3 separate regions of the Homo sapiens genome follow, and all the other regions are linked to region 2. The links are chromatin contacts, found by Hi-C or POLR2A ChIA-PET in ENCODE. All regions are on one chromosome and are shown on one strand. The core of a region is the stretch at or near the end of the contact, and the rest is flanking DNA. Distances in the headings are between cores, read along the strand shown. Region 1 holds the start of GPX1 (glutathione peroxidase 1). Region 2 overlaps USP4 (ubiquitin specific peptidase 4). Region 3 overlaps RHOA (ras homolog family member A).

Region 1 (2,700 bases), core at 64-2,563, 44 kb before region 2:
TGTAATTAGTGCCACTTAATGTATGTTACCAAAAATAAATATATCTACCCCAGACTAGATGTAGTATTTTTTGTATAATTGGATTTCCTAATACTGTCATCCTCAAAGAAAGTGTATTGGTTTTTTAAAAAAGAAAGTGTATTTGGAAATAAAGTCAGATGGAAAATTCATTTTTTAAATTCCCGTTTTGTCACTTTTTCTGATAAAAGATGGCCATATTACCCCTTTTCGGCCCCATGTATCTCAGTACCCCATGGAGCTGGGCTAAGTAAATAGGAATTGGTTTCACGCCTGAGGCAATTAGACACTTTGGAAGATGGCATAACCTGTCTCACCTGGACTTAAGCATCTGGCTCTAATTCACAGTGCTCTTTTCTCCTCACTGTATCCAGGTTCCCTCCCAGAGGAGCCACCAGTTCTCATGGGTGGCACTCAGTCTCTCTTCTCTCCAGCTGACTAAACTTTTTTTCTGTACCAGTTAATTTTTCCAACTACTAATAGAATAAAGGCAGTTTTCTAAACTTCCTGTATCCTGTTGTTTGTGTTGCTCTCTCCAGGGCTGGGGGTAGGAGGATGCAAGGACTTCCTGGCCTAGCTCACCCTGGAGAGGTTTGTTGAGTGCAAAGGACTAGCTTGTGCCCCACCTCCCACCCACCCAGCAGCTAATCTGGTCCCTCCCAACAACATGGAAATGATTACCCTGTACCGCATTCTGGTTCAGATTTGGGGGTAGGGTGAATGCAGCCTGAGGAGGCCAGGGAGGGAGGACTCCGGCAGCGTTTCCTTGGCCTCGGCGAGCTACTGGGCTCCACTTAAGGAGGCTGGGGCAGAGCTTCCAGGACTCTGCCCGGTTAGAAAACCCGCACGAGGGCGGTGCCGCTTTGGAGACAGGGAGGAGGGAGACCGGAAGCCTAGATCCCTCTGGCTGTCCCCTGCACTGCCGGTAACATGGCACAGGAGAGGAGGGCTGTTTGTGCACGGGCAGCTCCTGCAGCTGCTGCCGTCGCCCACCAGCCTCCTATGCCAAACCCCACATCCTAACTCAGGAACCTCTGAGAAAAAACGGAGCCCTCGAGGGCCCCAGCCCTTGGAAGGGTAACCTGGACCGCTGCCGCCTGGTTGCCTGGGCCAGACCAGACATGCCTGCTGCTCCTTCCGGCTTAGGAGGAGCACGCGTCCCGCTCGGGCGCACTCTCCAGCCTTTTCCTGGCTGAGGAGGGGCCGAGCCCTCCGGGTAGGGCGGGGGCCGGATGAGGCGGGACCCTCAGGCCCGGAAAACTGCCTGTGCCACGTGACCCGCCGCCGGCCAGTTAAAAGGAGGCGCCTGCTGGCCTCCCCTTACAGTGCTTGTTCGGGGCGCTCCGCTGGCTTCTTGGACAATTGCGCCATGTGTGCTGCTCGGCTAGCGGCGGCGGCGGCGGCGGCCCAGTCGGTGTATGCCTTCTCGGCGCGCCCGCTGGCCGGCGGGGAGCCTGTGAGCCTGGGCTCCCTGCGGGGCAAGGTACTACTTATCGAGAATGTGGCGTCCCTCTGAGGCACCACGGTCCGGGACTACACCCAGATGAACGAGCTGCAGCGGCGCCTCGGACCCCGGGGCCTGGTGGTGCTCGGCTTCCCGTGCAACCAGTTTGGGCATCAGGTGCGCCGGGCGGAGCGGGGCGGGGCGGGGGCGGACGTGCAGTAGTGGCTGGGGGCGCCGGCGGTGTGCTGGTGGGTGCCGTCGGCTCCATGCGCGGAGAGTCTGGCTACTCTCTCGTTTCCTTTCTGTTGCTCGTAGCTGCTGAAATTCCTCTCCGCCCTTGGGATTGCGCATGGAGGGCAAAATCCCGGTGACTCATAGAAAATCTCCCTTGTTTGTGGTTAGAACGTTTCTCTCCTCCTCTTGACCCCGGGTTCTAGCTGCCCTTCTCTCCTGTAGGAGAACGCCAAGAACGAAGAGATTCTGAATTCCCTCAAGTACGTCCGGCCTGGTGGTGGGTTCGAGCCCAACTTCATGCTCTTCGAGAAGTGCGAGGTGAACGGTGCGGGGGCGCACCCTCTCTTCGCCTTCCTGCGGGAGGCCCTGCCAGCTCCCAGCGACGACGCCACCGCGCTTATGACCGACCCCAAGCTCATCACCTGGTCTCCGGTGTGTCGCAACGATGTTGCCTGGAACTTTGAGAAGTTCCTGGTGGGCCCTGACGGTGTGCCCCTACGCAGGTACAGCCGCCGCTTCCAGACCATTGACATCGAGCCTGACATCGAAGCCCTGCTGTCTCAAGGGCCCAGCTGTGCCTAGGGCGCCCCTCCTACCCCGGCTGCTTGGCAGTTGCAGTGCTGCTGTCTCGGGGGGGTTTTCATCTATGAGGGTGTTTCCTCTAAACCTACGAGGGAGGAACACCTGATCTTACAGAAAATACCACCTCGAGATGGGTGCTGGTCCTGTTGATCCCAGTCTCTGCCAGACCAAGGCGAGTTTCCCCACTAATAAAGTGCCGGGTGTCAGCAGAACTGTGTGTATGTCCTGTGTCATTGTCATTTGGGAATTCTTTTTCTTTTCTTTTTTTTTTTTTTTTTTTGAGACGGAGTTTTTTGCTCTATTGCCCAGGCTGGAGTGCAGTGGCGCAATCTAGGCTCACTGCAAGCTCCGCCTCCCGGGTTCACGCCATTCTCCTGCCTCAACCTCCTGAGTAGCTGGGACTACAGGTGCCTGCCACCACG
Region 2 (2,700 bases), core at 178-2,677:
GGGTTTGTTCCACAGTTGCCTGAAGGTCTGGAGACAAGTCCCTGCCCTAGTGCTCAGCATTTCCCAGATTATAGTAAATTTTCTGAAGAGAAGTTTTGCTTCTGACTTGTCTGTCAAAGATAGAGTATTTTTTAATAGATAGGGTCTTGCTTTGTTGCCCAGACTGGAATGCAATGGCATGATCATAGTTCACTGCAACCTCAAACTCCTGGGATCAAGGGATCCTCTCGGCTTAGCCTCCCGAGTAGCTAGGACTGCAGGCACGTGCTGCTATGCCTGGCTTTTTCTGTTCTGTAAAGAGAAGTTCAGCCTCCCAAAGTGCTGGGATTGTAAGCATGAGCCACTGCACCCAGCCTAAGGATAGAGTTTTTTTTTTTTTAAATCTTACTGTGTTAATTTTCAAGCATATAAAAAGTATCCTTATATGCCCTTAATTTGGTTTCTTTTTGATTGAATTTACTATGAAAACTGGCAGTATTTTCTAGAACATTTTAAACATCAAATAAAATTTTTCTTTAATTTCTATCACCCTGAAATGTTGTCTGTTTAAGAAATTGACAGGTCTTGGATATCTCAAATGATTTGTATGGATTTTTGCCCTTTTTAAAAATAAATAAATAAATAGAGACAGGGTCTTGCCATGTTGACCAGGTTGATCTTGAACTCTTGGCCTCAAGCAGTCCTCCCACCTTGGCCTCCCAAAGTGCTAAGATTACAGGCATGAGCCATCAGGCCCGGCCGATTTTTGCCCTTTTAAGCTCAAGAAAATAGATAAGTTATCAATGAATAGTTACTGAGAAGAGGAGTGCCATACTATATATCTTGAGGTTCTGTGCATCAGAATTTGAATTTCAGTATTCTGTCTTACCTCCCTCAGTGCTGAGATGACTGAGTCTGCCATTGCATATCAGACCAGCCTTGGGCAGCAGACTTTCTTTATGCATAAGAGGCTAGGAAATCACATTGGACATCTCACTGGACAGGATTGAACACATGCATGCTTAAGTCTCCCATGTGGTGAATGAGAGTACCCTTGGCTGTGGTGAATCTCACTTAGTGCAGCTGCTTGAGTTCTTGGACTCCTTTGCAGCATGAGGATGAAGCTGTGTGAACCAAATCCTCTTTAGGATTAGAGAAGGGTACATTTCCTTATGGGAAGGTGAGAGACTGAGGAGCCCTCATTCTCCCTTACTGTGACTGCATTGTGGAGCAAACCTCAGTTCAGGTACCTGCTTAGGCCCTATATAATTTCTTGATGTGCCCATTGCTGGTATACAAGATCATACTTGTTTTTGCTGCCATGTTTTTCTTCTCACAGGGAAGCCAAGTTGAGATCAGATCCCATGAGGGTGAACACTGTGTGGGAACAGTACATCTTCTTAGTCATTTTCTGTATTCTAAAAATAACCCAGTATTCTATAAGGGAAATACCAGTTTTATATTTGAAACAATGGAGGAGGATTCACTTTCTTCTTTGGCTGAGCGCAGTGGCTCATGTATGTAATCCCAGCCCTTTGGGAGGCTGAGGCAGGAGGGTTGCTTGAGTCCAGGAGTTTGAGACCAGCCTGGGCAACATAAGGAGACTGTTGCTATGGATTACCAAAAAAAAAAGGTAAAAATTAAAAACTTTAAAATAAGATTTACTTTCTTCCTTATGTCCTTATATAGATTCTAGCAGATTGATGAAATTGATAGCAATTTAAAATTTGGGCAATTAGCCCTTGAATTAATTTGAAAGTAGAAATCTAAAATAAGAGCCTGAAAAATATTAAAACATGAGTTTGAAACAGAGAGGTTACACTGGCAAATTTGAAGAAACAAAATTCTCCATAGAAGGCGTAGTGAAACCAAATTGCCATTTTTCTGTTCTCATGTCCTTATATCCAGCTATTTAATTTGCATCCAGCCTTTTTGGGGAAAGTCATCTCTTATTGCCATTTTTCTTTTTTTTTTTGAGATGGAGTTTTGTTCTTGTTGCCCAGGCTGGAATGCAATGGCACGATCTCGGCCCACTACAACCTCCGCCTCCTGGGTTCAAGCAGTTCTCCTGCCTCAGCCTCCCAAGTAGCTGGGATTACAGGCATGCGCCACTAGGCCTGGCTAATTTTTTTTATTTTTAGTAGAGACGGGGTTCCACCACGTTGGTAAGGCTAGACTCGAACTCCTGACCTCAAGTGATCCACCCACCTCAGCCTCCCAAAGAGGTGGGATTATAGGCGTGAGCTACCTCGCCTGGCCTTATTGCCATTTTTCTTTGCCTTTCACTAATAATTTTTAAAATTCAGGGAAGCAGTCCAGATGTGGTGGTTCACACCTATAATCCCAGCACTTTGGGAGGCCAAGGCAGGCAGATCACAAGGTCAAGAGCTTGAGACCATTCTGGCCAACATGGTGAAACCCTGTCTCTACTAAAAATACAAAAAAATTAGCTGGGTGTGGTGGCACGCGCCTGTAGTCCCAGCTACTCGGGAGGCTGAGGCAGGAGAATTGTTTGAACCCGGGAGGCGGAGGTTGCAGTGAGCCAAGATTGTGCCACTGCACTCCAGCCTGGCGAGAGAATGAGACTCCGTCTCAAAAAAAAAAAAGAAAAAAAAAAAGAAAAAAAATGTAGGGAAGTTTATGATTTGTAAATCAAACCAGGATGCTTGAAGATGAACCTTGTGGGGTTTTTTTTGTTGTTTTTTTTTAAGAGACAGAGTC
Region 3 (2,700 bases), core at 64-2,563, 64 kb before region 2:
TTGAATTGTAAGAGTTCTTTATTTTTTAATTTTTTCTATATACTGTATTTAGGCCTGGGGAGGTGGCTTATGCTTGTAATCCCAGCACTTTGGGAGGCTGAATCGGGAGGATTGCATGAGCCCAGGAGTTTGAGACCAGCCTGGGTAATATAGTGAAACGCTATCTGTATAAAAATTAGTCAGCTGTGGTGGCAGGAGCCTGGTAGTCCCAGCTACTGGAGAGGTTGAGGTGGGAGGATCGCTTGAGTTGAGCCTGGGAGGCAGAGGCTGCAGTGAGCCAATATTGCACCACTGCATTCCAGCCTTGGTGACAGAATGAGACCCTTTCTGAAAATAACTACATAATAGAGAAACACATAGATAGGTTAGATAGGTACATAGATTGGATAGATGCGTAGATAGATGGGCAGTGGCTCACGCCTGTAATCCCTCAGCACTGTGGGAGGCCGAGGCGAGTAGATCACTTGAGCTCAGGAGTTGGAGACCAGCCTGGGAAACATGGCAAAACCCTGTCTCTGCCAAAAATACAAAAATTAGCTGGGCGTGGTGGCGCATGCCTGTGGTCCCAGCTGCTGGGGAATTTGAAGTGGGAGGATCACTTGAGCCTCGGAGGTGGAGATTGCATTGAGCCAAGATCACGCCACTGCATTCCAGCCTGGGTGACAGAGTGAGACCTCATCTCAAAAAAAAAAAAAAAAAAAAAAAAGATAGATGGATAGATAAATAGCGTACTTCATGTCAGAAGGAGTTCTCTCTTTTTTTTTTTTTTTTTTTTTAAGACACAGTTTCACTCTGTTGCCCAGGCTGGAGTGCTCTGTTGCCCAGGCTGGAGTGCAGTGGTACAATCTGGGCTCACTGCAACTTCTGCCTCCTGGGTTCAAGCGATTCTCCTGCCTCAGTCTCCCGAGTAACTGGGATTACAGGTGCCCACCACCACACCCGGCTAAGTTTTGAATTTTTTGTAGAAACGGGGTTTTGCTGGGTTGGTCAGGCTGGTCTCGAACTCCTGACCTCAAGTGTTCTGCTTGCCTCAGCCTCCCAAAGTGCTGGGATTACAGGTGTGAGCTACCGTGCCCAGCCCAAAAAGAGTTCTTTATGATTTCAACCTTGCAAGAGATCCTGAGCCAGACCACCAACCTAAGCTGCTTTTTTGTAGTTGAGTCATAAGAGTTTGAGACAAGGTTCCACTCTGTCACCCAGGCTGGAGTGCAGTGATGCAATCATAGCTCACCACATCCTCCACCTCCTGGGCTCAAGCAATCCTCCCACCTCAGCCTCCTTGGTAGCTGGGACTACAGGTGCATGCTACCACAACTGGCTGATTTTTTTTTTTTTCTTTTCCTTCTTTTTTTAGAGACAGTGTCTCACTGGGGTTCCCCAGGCTGGAGTGTAGTGATGCAATCTCAGCTCACTGCAGCTTCCACCTCCAGGGCTCAGGGGATTATCCCACCTGAGCCTCCCAAGTAACTGTGATTAGCATGCACCACCGCTCCTGGCTAATTTTTTGTATTTTTAGTAGAGACAGGGTTTCACTATGTTTCCCAGGCTCGTCTTGAACTCCTGGACTCTCAAGCAGTCCACCTGTTTCGGCCTCCCAGATTGCTGGGATTATAGGCGTGAGCCACTGCGCCCGGCCCTTTTCTTTCTCCCCTCCCCTCTCATGCTTCCGTCCGTCCTTCCTTTCTCAGTGTCTCACTATGTTGTCAGGGCTGGTCTCTTAACTCCTGGGCCTGAGCATTCCTCCTGCTTCAGTCTCCCAAAGTGTTGGGATTACAGACATGAACCACTGTGCTCGGCCTCAATTGATTTTTCTTTTTTGAGACGGAGTTTCGCTCTTGTTGCCCAGGCTGGAGTGCAATGGCATGATCTCGGCTCACCACAACCTCTGCCTCCCGGGTTCAAGCGATTCTCCTGCCTCTTGCTCCTGTGTAGCTAGGATTATAGGCATGTGCCACCACGCCTGGCTAATTTTGTATTTTTGGTAGAGATGGGGTTTCTCCATGTTGGCCAGGCTGGTCTCAAACTCCTGACCTCAGGTGATCTGCCTGCCTCGGCCTCCCAAAATGCTGGGATTATAGGCGTGAGCCACCGCGCCCAGCCAAGAATGCTGTTTCTTTACAAACAAATCTAGATTGGTAAAAGAAGGAATATCCAAACTTAGAAAGATTGCAGAATGTCTACCCAAACAACCTGCCGATGACTTTTTTGGTTCTTTCCTCCCTTGGGTACTCCCTTTCATCAGTCCTTTCATTGTTTTTACCCTGCTTGACAAATTGTTTCCTTTTTTTTTTTTTTTTTTTTTGTGAGATGGAGTCTTACTCTGTCCCCCAGGCTGGTGTGCAGTGGCCCGATCTTGGCTCACTGCAAGCTCTGTCTCCTGGGTTCACGCCATTCTCCTGCCTCAGCCTCCCAAGTAGCTGGGACTACAGGTGCCTGCCACCATGCCCGGCTAGTTATTTGTATTTTTAGTAGAGATGGGGTTTCTCCGTGTTAGCCAGGATGGTCTCGATCTCCTGACCTCGTGATCCACCCGCCTCGGCCTCCCAAAGTGCTGGGATTATAGGCGTGAGCCACTGCGCCTGGCTCAATTGATTTTTTAATGTTAATATTGTATCCTGCAACCTTACTGAACTTGTTTATTCTAAAAGTTTTCTTTAGGATTTCCCACATTACAAAATCATCTCATGTGTGAATTGAGAT

What was found. A loop is a pair of places that touch in the nucleus more often than their neighbours do. ChIA-PET counts read pairs that join two places held with the same protein, here RNA polymerase II (POLR2A). Pooled maps may share reads with other maps.
Region 1: a pooled map shows a loop between it and region 2 (2.2-fold over the local background). The contact joins the promoter of GPX1 here to the enhancer-like site in region 2. A Hi-C loop is called at or near these places in 1 of 168 maps with a recorded cell type or tissue (MCF 10A) and 8 of 50 pooled maps. POLR2A ChIA-PET finds 5 or more read pairs at or near these places in 17 of 52 experiments (A673, CD4-positive, alpha-beta T cell, CD4-positive, alpha-beta memory T cell and 12 more).
Region 3: a loop to region 2 is called in a pooled map, with 2.0 times the contacts of the local background. The contact joins two enhancer-like sites. A Hi-C loop is called at or near these places in 1 of 50 pooled maps. POLR2A ChIA-PET finds 5 or more read pairs at or near these places in 8 of 52 experiments (B cell, K562, PC-3 and 4 more).

The regions. Positions count from the first base shown.
Region 1 is chr3:49,356,966-49,359,665 of GRCh38, reverse strand. It overlaps GPX1 (glutathione peroxidase 1), which reads left to right and starts at 1,313. Exons shown (of 2, transcript NM_000581.4): 1 at 1,313-1,639; 2 at 1,919-2,490. The coding sequence starts at 1,388. The coding sequence ends at 2,278. It overlaps RHOA (ras homolog family member A), which reads left to right. Exons shown (of 5, transcript NM_001664.4): 5 at 1-521. RefSeq lists enhancers at 420-1,028, 791-1,120, 1,029-1,637 and a silencer at 1,281-1,340.
Region 2 is chr3:49,312,783-49,315,482 of GRCh38, reverse strand. The region is part of intron 6 of USP4 (ubiquitin specific peptidase 4); the gene reads left to right. Among named protein-coding and RNA genes, the nearest start is that of USP4, 26 kb to the left of the region's middle. RefSeq lists an enhancer at 912-961. Within about 2 kb of position 1,427, at least 2 of the 41 ENCODE cell types and tissues checked have a DNase peak (open chromatin) inside an H3K27ac peak, as active enhancers do; they include GM12878, where a contact is called at or near this core.
Region 3 is chr3:49,376,247-49,378,946 of GRCh38, reverse strand. The region is part of intron 1 of RHOA (ras homolog family member A); the gene reads left to right. Among named protein-coding and RNA genes, the nearest start is that of GPX1, 19 kb to the right of the region's middle. Within about 2 kb of position 1,313, at least 6 of the 41 ENCODE cell types and tissues checked have a DNase peak (open chromatin) inside an H3K27ac peak, as active enhancers do.